3 separate regions of the Mus musculus genome follow, and all the other regions are linked to region 2. Evidence: chromatin contacts called from ENCODE POLR2A ChIA-PET data. All regions are on one chromosome and are shown on one strand. The core of a region is the stretch at or near the end of the contact, and the rest is flanking DNA. Distances in the headings are between cores, read along the strand shown. Region 1 overlaps Bahcc1 (BAH domain and coiled-coil containing 1). Region 2 holds the start of Baiap2 (brain-specific angiogenesis inhibitor 1-associated protein 2). Region 3 holds the start of Bahcc1 (BAH domain and coiled-coil containing 1).

Region 1 (4,511 bases), core at 1,129-3,628, 330 kb before region 2:
CAGCTTCAGGAGAGCTAACACCTTCTTCTGACCTTTGTGGGCAGCAGACACACACCAGGTGCATGTACATACATGCAGGCAAACACTCATGCATGGAACATGAAATTTTAAAGATCTAAAAGGTGTTGTTTTTAAATCATAGACACATATACACAACCTAAATCAACCATCTTCAAGTGTTCAGTTAGGGGTACTGAGCGCATGAACTGTGTGGCCCCAGCATCACCTCCATCCACAGCCTGACCCTCACTGTCTTTCCAAACTGAAGTTTCCCTTTCTGAAGGCTGGCCATCCCCTTCTCCTCTCCTCTGTTTTAGTCCTAGGAGCCTGGCATTGCAGGGCCTTAGCCTGGTGTTTCCCAAGCCAGCTCAGTATCTCTGAGATTTTTTCAGAGGTAGAGATGGCTCTACAAAGTTCTAGCTGTGTGCAGCCCAGAACAAGGGCTGCGGTTAGCTGGGCACATAGTGGCAGAGTGGGTAGTGATGTCTGTAGCTCCTGCCGGCAATCTCCCACATCAAATGCTGTAATTGCCAGGGTAAGCCAGGGTAAGAGTGAGCCCAGAGTCTCTGAAGATGGGTGGTGTGGACAGTCTTTTTTTTTTTTTTCCCAATAAATTTTTGTTTGTTTTTGTTGTTGCTTTTGTTTTTTCGAGACAGGGTTTCTCTGTGTAGCCCTGGCTGTCCTGGAATTCACCCTGTAGACCAGGCTGGCCTCGAACACAGAGATCTGCCTGCCTCTGCCTCCCGAGTGCTGGGATTAAAGGCGTGCGCCACCACGCCTGGCTGGTGTGGACATTCTTAGGAGTCCCCAGAATGCACCATCTTACCTGACTTATTTCAGGCTAATAAGGCTGGAAATAATACTCTGCTGAGAAACAACTGTATTGTTGCATCTTAACCCTGGCAGCTGTGGGACCCTCAGCTTGGGGAGGGGGTTCCTAAGAATAGGCTGTCCAACCGGGGGCCCTGGATCTGGGACAAACCCTTTGTACCCAGGAAGGGTCAGCTCCAGGCTGTTATCAGTAAGCTCTAGGGACATCCACTCTTTGCCAGCCAAGCTGGAGCCACATTAGACCTCTGGCAGACTCTGGGGGCCCGCCCTGCCTCCCCCGGGGTGGGTGGGCACTAGGGCACTAGGCAGGGAAACAAAAGAAAACATTTGCAACTTGTAAAACTGTCCTCAGTCATGTAAATTCCTTGTCAACTTCTTCTAATTAGAAACCAGGGGGAAGGGGAGCAGGAAGGGGTAGCCCGGGAGAGGCCCAATTAGCTTAATTTCCCAAACCAAATAATGTTCTTGGACGAAGCTCCACAACAGTATTGTGAAAGCTGAGAGGCCTGGCCAGCAGCCGCCAAGACACCAGTCAGCCCCACCGCCCAGAGGGAGTCCTGGGCCCTGGTTCACTAGTCTGGTTTCTAGGGCTCAGACGAGCCACCTGCCCACCCTTGACAGATGCTGTCAAAACAGCTGCAGGCATGGGGGATGGCCGGGAGGCTGTGTGGACCTGGCCCACAAGTGTCCAAGCCTGGTTCCTGGGAGGATGTGGCAGAGCCTCTAGGATGACATCAGGCCCCTGGGTGGGGCTGGGGTAGATAGACTTCCTGGCCACACCCCAAGCAGGTCAGCCTGCACCAACCATAACTAGCCCAGTCTGAGCAAGGCCAAGGTTATTCTGAGCTTCAGGGCTCCAAGACATTTCTGTGCCCAAAGGTGCTGAACCATGTCAAAGATCCAGACAGGACAGACACACACTCTCAGGTCCTTAGTTCATCTTCCTGGTCCAGGAGAGCCACCCTAAAGGAATCCTGTACTCTGCCCATATCTCAGTTCCTAATGGCTTCTGGCAAGGAGACTGTCATCTACCCCAACTGGGGCTCTCTAGGGATTTACTGAAACCAGCCTCACCCGCTCTCCACCTGCTGCACACCTGTCACGTGAGGATTACTGCTGTCCAGCACACCAAGAAGGCCCCTAGACCTCCACCTCTAAGCTGGGTTTACCTCCTCAAATTGGTGGTCCCTCCCACACGCAGCCTGGGCTGGAAACTAGTCATTAGGAACACACACAAACACAGACACAGACACAGACACACACACACACACACAGACACACACACACACACACACACACATACACACAGACACACACGTCTGCCCTGGTATATCCTCCCTGACATCACTAACTCTGGCCTTATGGGACTCTGTCTGGGTTCCAGTCTTTTCTTGCCATGGGGTTACTTGAAGCTGAAACACGGTCCCTATTCTAGTCCTGGCCTCTAGCCACACCATAGGAGAACATCCCCAAGTGCGAACAGACCCTCAAAAACAAAACACCTCCACCTAGTGACAGAGCCTGAAATCTCTGCTCTTCCCCCAGCCTCCTCTAGTCAGGTCTCCACACATCCCCAGCTGGGAGCTCAACCACTTGCTCTTGCAATACCTACATGAGGAACTGTCTCAAGGGGTAGGGCTGGGGCAGGGACAGCCTAGAACTAGCTCAGCCCTCCCCCCAGAACACTTCCTGCCCCGAGTCCAAGAGCAGGGACAGGTCAGGGCATTCTCAATGAGCAGTGCACCTGCACCCTGCACCTGCACCTGGCACCTGGCAATGGTGCCAGGACATCCTCCTCTGAGTCCCACATAGTCTCCTGCCTTTACTAGTACCCCTTCAGCTCACACTCAGGATGCCTGCACCCCACACCAAGCCCAGAAGCACTTGCCTTTTTGGGTTCCATAGAAACGATGTTGCCCATAGAGAACATTGCTGTTTCCATGGTGATCCAAGTGGCTCACGGGTAGGAAGGTAGATGCCAGACTCCCCGAAAATCTGGGGTACGCAGGAGCTGGGGAGGCAAAGTACTGGTTGTAGAGACAATTCTTAGCTCCCCGGCCCTTACTGTCCTGACCCCACGGAGGCAAGACGCATCCAGGCAGTCTGGGAGCAACACCCTGCAGAGCCGCTCACAGCCTACCAGTGGGAAATCAACCCATCAATACATCATATTAACTCTGACTCGACTAATACCATCCCTCCGGTGCAGCACAAATTGAATTGCTGACGGGCCAGGGGCTGGAGAGCGGGGGGGGGGGGGGGGGGCCCTTGCCTTTGATTCCCTCCCAGCAGCACTTGGAGTGGCAGAAGCTTCCGGGTCAGGCAACAAAGGGGCTCAGAGAGGAGGCCTGAGAGGAAGGGTGCACCAGACAGGGCCTCCAGCCTGCAACCTCCACAGGCACCCAGAAAGCAGATGGGATGGTAGCGTTGAGCTATGCCACAGCTGGTCTGGGTGACTCACACTTGAGCTAGATGAAGCTAGGATGTGGCCAGTTACCACTCAATGGAAGCCACAGGTCTCTCCCCTCAACTGAGCTCTCTACAGAAGGGGAACATCTACTTGTGTCTACAAAGTCCTAGGCATATTGTGAACAAGGCCTTAGCACCAACTGCAACCTGGCAACTTTAAACAGTAGCCCCTCTCAGGCAGTGGTCTTTCCCCCCAGAGGCAGCCAAAGTTCTGAAGGGCTGTGCCTACAGGCCTCAGGAATGCTAACCACAGCCTAGAGTTGATCTTACCTTGTTGAGCTTGGGCCTATAGTGTCTCTTGTCCCCTGGAACAATATCCCTTTTTCCCCTGCCCCAGGAGATCCTGGCTGGCTAGAAAGATGACAGACCTGGCAGCAAGCCAGCGGAGGTGTGGTGGTAGGTGTGTGTGTGTGTGTGTGTGTGTATACAAAAGCAGCAGCACTGGGAGATGACACAGGGGTTAAGAGCCTGACTAAAGTGGTGCACACCTTTGGTCCCAGCACTCAGAAGGCTGAGACAGGCTGATACCCGAGTTCAAGGTCAGCCTGGTCTGAGTGAGTTCCAAGGTAGCCAGGGCTACCCAGTTTTGGAAAACAAAAAACAAGAACAAAAAAGAAAACACCGGCTGTTCTCTAAGAGGACCTGGGTTCAATTCCAGCACCTACAGAGTGGCTCACAACCAGCCATAACTCCGTTTCCAGGGAACTGAACATCCTCCGATCTTAGTGGGTACCAGGCACACATGTGGTGCAGACACACATGTGGTGCAGGCATACACGCAAGCAAAATACTCACATACATAAAATAAAACCAGTCCGTCTAAAATACTTTTAAACAGGAAAAAAAGCTGCAGCTCTCCCCTTGGGAGGGTCTGAACTGGAGGACCAGACGGCCACTGTCTCTAGAATTATGGCTTCCTGGCTGGTCCCTTCCACCAGGCCTGACAAGAGCATAGGGACCCATCAAGGAGTCTTCTCTGTTGGCTGGTAGTTTCTGACCCTACCCACTGCTGTCACCAGGACAGCTGGCTTTCTCTGCTAAATGGGGTGAAGGATCTTTAAGGAGACTGGGTCACACTGAAGGTACTCTTACGAGGGACCGCACGTCCTCCACGCCAAGGTCTTCCGTCAATTCAGTATGAATCTAAAGGCTAGCGGTGTGTGTGTAGGGGTGGAGCACTCTGAGGTCCTCTGTGAGCATCGGGCAGGGAC
Region 2 (4,279 bases), core at 1,150-3,649:
GAGCAGAGCCACGTCCCGGCCTTCTCAGGAGGTACTGCCAGCATATCTGCAAGCACCAACCAGCATAGGAGGAGCCCCTAGTAGAGAGTCAGTTACTCCATGTCCCAGAGAAGACAGCATGGCAGACTGGCTGGACCGGCCTGAAACTGCACACGTGTGACTTTGGCTCTTCTCTGACTGTGCCTCTGTGTGGGCTGGATATCTCCCTAGCCCACATGCCAAAGCTGCCCAACCTGTACTAGCACCACCATACATCATACACATCAGTGACAAAATACAAAACGAGAACAGAGCACAGGAGTCAATGACTAGGCCTCAGTGGATACAAGAGCCACCTGCCTACACTGCAAGAAAGCCCTTCAGACATCTACACCCGACCTGTGTCCAACACCTCAAAAACTCAAAAGATCTCATCACCTCATGTTCACATGGAAGGTTCACCAACCACTGCCCCACCAAACCCACAGTAATTCCATTCTAAGCTCCCAGCCTGCTAGCCCTCAATCAGTGCCATGATCCAGATCTTCTGGATCCAGATTCTCTGCCACTGCAACAGCTCTGACTGGACATCCAGATGAATTACAGCAGCATGTGAGTGAAGCCTGAAGCCGTTACGTGCAGGCTGACTGCCCGGGCATGAGTTTTACTAAGGAGAACCATGGGACTCTCCAAAGCAAAGCTACTCCTCATACCCTGCGTGATTCTCACCATGGAAGTTCCTCTTTAACGATTTCAGTAAAGAAGCAAGAAAACCAGACTGTGACCAGTATTTCTTTTCCCATTCCCCTGCAGTACAAAGCAAACTGTAATGGAACTAATGACTAATAATTTAATAAACCTCCCTCTCCCGACAGCATGTGCTTCCGCAGACCAACAAGAGGGGAACATATACCATGGAGTCTACAGATACTAAACATAAAGAACAAAAGGCTGTTCTCAATCTTGTTTGCCGGCAGCTTGAACATGGTTTTAGAGCTCCTTCAGCCCCTACACCCACCTTCAAGGTTCCTCCAGACCCATGTAACTACAACTCTAAAGCCTTTATTAAATGATGAATTAAAGTATAATCTGCCCCCGGGACTCCAGCTGAAACCTAAGCAGCCACCCTGGAGGCTTCCATCTGCTGTAGGCAACAGAGCAAGCACAGCTATGAGGGTTTCACAGGCCATTGCCTAGAAAGGCACAACCATGGTTGGTTCATACAATCAGAAACTGTTGCTCTCGAGCAGAGCACAATCCCATTTAGCCATGAACCAGCAACTCCATGTGAAAACCTAGTGGCTGGTGGAAAGCCTTTCACTCACCCTTAAGACAGTTTTGAAATAAAGCACAGCTTTGTAAAGAGGACTGCCATGCACAGGGCAGGGCAGGAATTTCTCTCTTGAAAAAAAAAATGTCACTGAGAACTGCAGCGGACCTGATGCCATCAGGGAGCCCCAGGCTGTGCTGTTGAGGGTAAGGGGCCAGGGCTGTGAGAACCCATGGTGAAGAAATAGGAAATGGCCCGTCCATCTGTACCCAAAGCATGGACATAACATGACACCAGGGGGCTTGCACAAGGCTCTGCAGTTCTTCCATGAGAAACTGTCATTTCACAGATTAGTATGTGAATGCGAGACTCTTAACACATATCAGAAGCAAAAGCAGGCGCGTCAGCCTCCTACACAATTAGTCTTCTCCCTCTGCGGTTACATAAGATGATGGATTATCTGTCCACCCATCCAACCTGTCCGAGCTCGACCTCCCACTTTGGGCCACGTCCATTAACACTCGTAAAGGAGTTGTGGAAAGGGAAAGCCTGTTGAAGAGAAAGTGCCCAGAGGCTGGCATAACAGCACCTAGAAGAGCCCCACGGTGCCACCGCGCCAAGCAAGCGCAGGGCGACCGCCCGCAGCAGCCTGCAACCTCCACGCCGCCCCCGCTCCTTGTTCCCCTCACTCTGGGATGCAGCGGACCAGGCCAGATCGCAGAGCAGCCCAGGCCCTGAACATCTCGGTCCCTCCGGACGCCAGGACAGACAGGCGTACTGAGGGAGCGCGCGGGGGCTGAGCGGCGCCGTCGGGGTGGGGGCGTCCACTCGTGCTCGGGGACGGCGCGGGCCGCGGCGGGCGTAAGGACCCTGGGCGGGCGCGGCCACCTGTGACCAACGGAAGATCGGTCCACCACACCCGCAGTCCGGGAGCCGGTGCCCTGCTCGGGCCTGAAGACCTAGGGGCGACTCGGAGCCGCGCTGGAAACTCACCTTGTAGACATTTTCCGTGAGCCGGTGCATCTCCTCCGAGCGTGAAAGCGACATGGTCCTGGGTCCCGGCTACACCACAGACCAGAGCAGGGGCACGGGTGGCGGTGAGGAAAGCGACAACTGCAGCAACAGGAAAAGGCGCGCAGACCAGGACCACAGAGCGCGGCGCCCGGCGGCCGCTGCTTTTATAGCCGCTGAAGGCCCCACCCCACAAAAACCCCGCCTCCGGGCCCCGCCCCCGCCGCGCCCGGATCACCGCCCCCGGCTGTCCGCCCCCGCCCAGCCTAGCCGCTGCTAGGCAACCGCCAGGCCCGCTCCTGCGCCGTCTTTTCTATTGGTAGATTTCGGAGGCGGGGGCGAAGGGCGGAGCTAGAGGAGGGACTCGGAGGCCGGCTCCGAGCGGCAATTGGTCGGCCGCTGGGAGGCGGAGGCGCGGCGCGCTGAGGCCCTGGAGCTGCCTGAGGGGGTCGGAGCGACAGCCGGGCTGGGGGCGGAAAGCGGGGGCGGGGTGGCGCAGGAAGAGCTAGCGCGGGGTGTGGGCGGTGCGGGTGGCACCGGCGCGAGCGCGCGTGGAGGCGGCACTCGGGAGGCAGCGATCCGAGCTGCAGGCCCTCAAGGGTCCCTCAGGAGTGCGCGACAGGGGCCGGTGGCTCCCGCGCTATTGCAGGTGAGTCGGCGAGGCGTGCGTCGACCCTGGACGGTCTTCCGGAAGGGAGGAAACCCGGAGCCGGAGTAGGTGGAGACGGAGGAAGGTGCTGAACTCTAGCGGGAGAACCCTGAGCCCTGGAGGCAGGATCGGGACAGGGTGGGCCCTGGGGCGGGTGCTTGTGGTGGACTGGTGCTGAACGGAGGGTGGCGGCCGACAGTTGGGTCTAGAATTCCGGGAAGAGGACCCAAGAGAGGAGCGAGGGAGACGTGGAGCGAGTTCCATGGGGTGGTTCGGAAGGGAATTGGGGCGGGGGCGGGAGTTGGGTGGATAGCTCCGGGGGAGGAGCCTCTCAGCACAGCTTGGAATTGCCCAGTAGCTGATGGTTTAAGGAAGGGTAAGGCTTGGCTGAGAAAACTGACCAGGTTGGCACACGGGGTTCCAACGCGGTTCCCTTTGAAGAAATATTTACATCAATTAGACGAACAGAGAGGAATTATTTGCTTTACATTGTAAAACACCAGAGCTGAATGTTTCCTTTTAATTAAACATAACACTCCAGCATCCATTTCCTGGACAGCTGGTTACACCACTCCAACAACCCAGAGGACACAAATCCAAGGCGCGGCTGTCAAGCCTCAGCAGGGGACTCAGACGGCCCCTATTCACTTTGCTACATGTGTAAGGAGAAGGAATTCAGCCCACTGTCCTCTGTTTCCTTGTCGTCTATGTACATCTCTGTGTACATCTCTGTGTATCTGTCTTTTCTTGGGTTCTTCTTGTGACAGAAAGCCAGCTTAAACTAACTGGCTGTCAAATAAGGACTTGTCAATTACTGTTCACTGCGACTGGTTGGTTACAGCTGCCCCTTCATCTCACTTTCTAGTCCATTTAGACCAGCATGGTATGGTGCCTACTCAAGCACACACTGATCCCCTCACTGATCAGAAAGCCAACAAGGAGCTGTGCACTGGGGTAGAAGCAACTCCTCCATGCTTGCCCCAGGCCAAGGCCATGGAGGAGAACTAGAGGTGGAGGCTGGCAGCAAACACTTGGGGTCTGTCTGAAAAAGGGCAGAGAAGCTCCCCCAAGAAAAGTTCCCATGGCTTGGACCACTCCCCCTTCCACAACATCCCAAGACTCTTTCCTGGGCCTGCCTACCCATAGTCACCCCATTTCTGTGCTACATGGGTGGCAGACTCAGGTCTGTCCATGTCCCAGGCAGGAGGCTGGCCAGCTGCAGCAGAAACCCACAGTGGGAAGAGGGTGTCAGGACAGTGTCTCAAACCTGCCTGCAGCTCAGAGCTCTGTGACAATGGCCGTCCTGACAGGACTTGCTGGGGTTGGAAGGGGACAGGAGAGAGGAGTTGTGTTCCCTCCAGCTCTTTATT
Region 3 (4,747 bases), core at 174-2,673, 290 kb before region 2:
CCCAAGCCAAACCCCGGTACAAGACACCGCAATGGACCCCGGGCAGGATTGGACCAGAGGAAACAGTGGCAGCGGGCAGAGAGCCGCGCGCGGCCGGAGAGCCGACGACGAGAGCACAGCTAAAGAACCCGAACCCCAGAAATCCTCCCCCGGGTGGCTGGGCGTGACCCCCAGAATTGTGCACCCTCCTGAGGCTTGGGCAGCACTCGTACCCCCAGCTCCTCAAGGTTTGCTTTGTTTTCAAATTTCGCATCGAAACGCCGGGTCTGAGACGCCTTTGTCCTCCGGTGGAGGCCAAGCTCTGGAGTCCGTGGGCTCCCTCCTGCCGAGTTTCCCGCGCGGGTGGGCGCAATGGGGCCTGCAAGGCCAGGCCGCAGCCAGGAGCGCGCCGGGAGCGAATGGCTCCAGCGTCGCTTCACAACCCGCTCCCTGCGAAACCCGCCCCCCCCCCATCAGCCCAGCTAGGAACGGGGACTGGGTGGTGCAAGACCCCCGCTCTGGGAAATGGACCGGTCCCCGGACCACGCCACGCGGGTCTTGGCCTGAGCCCGCGTGCTGCCCAGAACGCGCAGCATGAAGACGCCCCACTGTTCAGCCCCCCTCCTCCATCCCAACTCCCCCAGAGAGGGAAAAAAAGGGAAATGTTCTGAAAAGAATTAAGTCTGTGGGGAGCGGAACCTGAAAACCTGCCAGTACCCCTCTAATCTCCTGTCCCTTCACTGAGGCCCGGAAAGCCGTGGCCACGGAGAGCCGACCGTTCCCTGCGCCACGGAACGACCGGGCGGAGCCCATTCAAGATTGCTGGGGGAGGGGAGTAAGATGGGGGAGCAAATAATTGGGGTTCGCTCCTGGTTCCTCCAGAACTGGGCTCTCACTGACTGTCCATTCGGGGCTACCCGCGAGGCTCTTGCTGAACGAAGCTTGGCGGTCTCTGTCCTGTCTCGATAATTTATTTTTAATGCAGGGTGTCGATCGAGACAACAAGCGCTCAGAGCAAAGCAAGGACGCATTACGGGGGGAATTTTAAACCGATCGATAAAATTTTTCAGAAGAAAAAATATCGTACTCATATATATAGTCCATCTTTTAAAAAAAAGCCTTTCAACATCATAACGGATTTTAAAAGGGAAGCTCTATTATTTAACATCACAATCCTGAATTTCTTTTGCTTAAAAATGTAAACCCCCAAAAACCAAAATAATATAATAAAATAATAAAAATAGCAAAAAAAATTAAAAATGAAAGCAATTTGAGTTACTTACTGGAGGCTGTTTCCTGGATACAATTGAATGCAATACAATTAAATCAGTAAATGTGACTTTGGTTTGTATTCCTATTGGTATTTTCAATGTGCTGACTGTTGCACTGTGAATGCACGGCTTCCACAACAACGACTCTAGCGAGCCCATCCAGAGCGGCTCTCAAACCTGCAGCCCGGCGCGGCGAGCCACGGGCCCTGCATACTAATAAGCTCGTGCCACTCAGCCCGGAGCAGCCCGAGCGCTGATTGGCTGCTCGGCCCTCCACGGCCCTGAGCTCGTGCCACTCATTCGGCGTAAACAGGCCTCCCAATAGGCTGGCGCCGGGCCAGGGAGCTGCCAATCAGGGAGCAGCAGGGCTACTACCAAGCCTGATGGCGCCTAATTCAAGCCCAGCGACTGCGCAGCTCCTTTGCGCAGATCATTGCTGCTGAATGGGAATGTGGTGGCGCAGGGCGGGAGAGGAGCTAGGGATAGTGAGAACGGGTGTCCGTGTCCAGGGGAGACTTGTGGTTTTGTTTTTCCATAATTTGTCAGGTGTAAGGTTTGGGGCATTTTTATTTGTTTTTATGCACAAAATAAAAAAGAAGAAATAGCCTCACGCTGTAAACCAGATGCTCTGTCCATACCAAGGGTCTGTTTGGCAGGTGGCAGAACCTGCTGCACGTAGGCCCAACTTCCAAGCGCAGATTCTGAGTTACCCTGATGTACCTCCACTCCCAGGCGCCCCCCACCCAAACTAGGAATACACTTCTGCCTGAGGCATGCCCACAGGCTCCATATATGCCCTTCTTCCCCCTGCCCGAGAGGCAGATGTACCTTTCTTCGCCAGCCATCTATCTGTCCGCTCTCAATTATTATCTCCCTCCGCCACACTTTGCAGCGTAGCAACAATCGAAATGAAAATCGAGGCTCTGTTGCCAAGATAAGGATTTACTTTTTCTATCAGCCCCTAGATTTTAAAAATATCTTCACTTGATAATTTTAGGGGTGGTTGTCATGGTGTGAAAACCATGCTTAGCATTTCTCAGGGCCTGTCCCTGCATATTCGCAAATTTCTCTCTACAATGGAAAACAGCCTCTAAACAATTCTCTTTATCATAATCAGAATCAAAGCGCTTTTAAAATATTCTGCAAGCAAATATTTCGGTTAGAATTTGGTTGCCTACCCAAATGTTATTTATTCTCAAGAAGTAGAGGTGATGTCTTAGTGGCGATGAATACATAATTTCTGCTTCTCTTTTTCTCTGTGTGTTGGGGGGGAGTATTTAAGTAGATGCCAATCGACACAGCTATATTCCTTTGGATTTTTCCAGTCTCTTTCCTGCGTGGACACAAAGGAGTTAAATCTGAGATCTGTGGTCTCCTCTCTTTCCCCGCCTCCCTTGCTTCTGCAAAACGGTCACGATTGGTTGGCACTTTGCCAGCGGGCTGTCCATCACTAAGTGTAAACAAGGCGCTGATTGGCTGTTATCCAGTCCGCACCGGGCCTCCTGAAAAAAGCAATTACTGGCTCCGCGGTTTCAAGGCTGCCCAAGGCCGCTTGATGAAAGGAGATAAACCGGGGACGGTTTCCAGGATCCCCGCGGGCCGACCCAGGCAGCTCGGGAGCCGAGGTGCGGCGGAGAGCTTGGGGATCAAAGGCATCTGAAGAGAAAGGGGAAGCGGGCGCACTGCCGGGCCGGCCTGGCCCCCTGCGGGCCACGCTGACCTGGGAGGATGGGGGCGGCGGGCGGGGACTCCGGGATTTCCCCCTCGCAAGCGACTGGGCTTCGGCCGCCGCCCGCTCTAGGTAAGCCGGGGTCTCCGCAGGCCGCCGGACGGGGAACACAAGCCTGACTGCGGGGTGGAGGCGCGAGGCCAGCCCGGGATTGCGCCCTCTCCAGCGCGGTGATTGCTGCGCGCCGGGGCGCACGAGCTGCGGTGAGGCACATCTCCTGCAGATCCAGTACGCGATTGAATCAGGCCATCCTGTGAGGGATGGGCGCGAATTCCGGCTCCCGGTGGCTCGGTGGTGACCCGACGGCGAACGCCGGCCGGGCTTGGCCTGAGGTGAGCTCCGTTGTTCTGGTCCCTCCAGCGGCGGGCAGCCGTTTCCCGCTTCGCACGCACGGAGAGAAGATTCCCGGCTCGGGAGAAACCGCTGCTGGCAACGGGAGGCCCCGGAACGCGAGCGCCCCTGTTCTCGGTTGGTGTAAGCATCTCTTGCAAGCCGCAGATTTTCTGAGTGCTTGGAATTCGAGTTCCTCGCTATTTTCTTTCACTGATTTTGTTTACCGATCCAGGAATCTTTATATCTATCTCCCCGTTTAAAGTATTCTCCCTTACCCCATCCGTCCCTTCAAAAAGAAAAAGAAAAAGGGAAAAGGATTTTAAAAAAAGAGAGAGAGAGAAATAATTGGATGCTACAAGGACACAGCGTGGCAATCCTCCGAGCTGCTGCAACCTCGAGGGGACCCGGGAAGCCAGTGTGGGGGAGGGGCGCGCCTAGACAGCTTGCACCCACTCTTTGATTTTGCGTAACCCGGGTCCTCTAGGCTGGACCGGGAAGATCTCCAAGTGTGGGATCTATCCCTCCAGGGCGGGTGGAGATGGTCAGAAGGGCACACCGGTAATCCATCTGCACACAGGCCTGCTGCTAGACACGAGAACGCGAGGTTTCTTTCCTCCTCAAGCCGGTTTAGAATCTTGGGGATCAGCACCGCCGGATCCCTAAAAGCTGGGCAGGAGGATTTGTCTCCAACCCCGCCATGTTCTGTGTCCACCCCAACCCCGTTCTGTGTCGTCTCACATCCCCGAAAGGCTCCCAGAGTGTGAAAGGCCTCGGCTCCTTGCTGTCTCGCTCCCACCTCTGCGTCCTCTCTAACCTCAGTATTCACTTAAGTCTAGTGGCCTTTTTCCTCCTTCGCTCAATACTGTTTCAAAATAGTTGTTACAGCAAATAGCTGCCGACGCGCCTCTGGATGCCGCCAGAGGCTGGCAGCTGCCCAGCGCGGGCGCACAGCCCCCGGCAGTTCCACAAGACCAAAATAAGCTCCCGTGTTCCTCTCACAGGGCTCGGCCTCCCGGGCGGGCCCGGGCATGTCTGGCTGGGCTCGCTATCTGCTTGGAGCAAACCATCCTGGTTTCCTCCTTGACTTCCTGCTATCCAAAACTAACAAATGTTTTTCATTTTAGAAGAACATGGCGTGAGGATCAGGGTCCTTTCTAGAGCAGTGCTTCTCACCCTTCCGAATGCTGCGACCCTTTAATACAGTTCCTCATGTTGTAGTGACCCTCAACCATAAAACTATTTTCGTTGCTACTTCATTACTGCAGTATTGCTACCGTTATGAATTGTAATGTAAATATTTTTGGAGACACAGGTTTGCCAAAGGGGTCATGACCCTTTAGGTGGGGAACTGCAGGAACTAGAGGGAAAGGGGGGGGGGTGTTAGAAAGAGTAGAGGAGACAGGACTATAAGCCATAGGTCAGTCTTTGCACAGGT

The links. ChIA-PET counts read pairs that join two places held with the same protein, here RNA polymerase II (POLR2A).
Region 1: POLR2A ChIA-PET joins it to region 2 with 11 read pairs in embryonic stem cell. The contact joins the enhancer-like site here to the promoter of Baiap2 in region 2. POLR2A ChIA-PET finds 5 or more read pairs at or near these places in 3 of 5 experiments (Patski and embryonic stem cell).
Region 3: POLR2A ChIA-PET joins it to region 2 with 19 read pairs in embryonic stem cell. The contact joins the promoter of Bahcc1 here to the promoter of Baiap2 in region 2. POLR2A ChIA-PET finds 5 or more read pairs at or near these places in 4 of 5 experiments (Patski and embryonic stem cell).

What each region holds. Positions count from the first base shown.
Region 1 is chr11:120,266,638-120,271,148 of GRCm38, reverse strand. It overlaps Bahcc1 (BAH domain and coiled-coil containing 1), which reads right to left. Exons shown (of 28, transcript NM_001347621.2): 4 at 2,720-2,842. Among named protein-coding and RNA genes, the nearest start is that of Gm11772, 31 kb to the right of the region's middle. Within about 2 kb of position 2,378, at least 2 of the 3 ENCODE cell types and tissues checked have a DNase peak (open chromatin) inside an H3K27ac peak, as active enhancers do.
Region 2 is chr11:119,941,212-119,945,490 of GRCm38, reverse strand. Baiap2 (brain-specific angiogenesis inhibitor 1-associated protein 2) reads right to left here and starts at 2,399. Exons shown (of 14, transcript NM_130862.4): 1 at 2,243-2,399. The coding sequence starts at 2,296. Gm11767 (a long non-coding RNA gene) reads left to right here and starts at 2,397. Exons shown (of 5, transcript XR_001780400.2): 1 at 2,397-2,909.
Region 3 is chr11:120,229,623-120,234,369 of GRCm38, reverse strand. It overlaps Bahcc1 (BAH domain and coiled-coil containing 1), which reads right to left and starts at 1,423. Exons shown (of 28, transcript NM_001347621.2): 1 at 1,263-1,423. 2900052L18Rik (RIKEN cDNA 2900052L18 gene) reads left to right here and starts at 2,753. Exons shown (of 2, transcript NR_151480.1): 1 at 2,753-2,875; 2 at 3,072-4,747.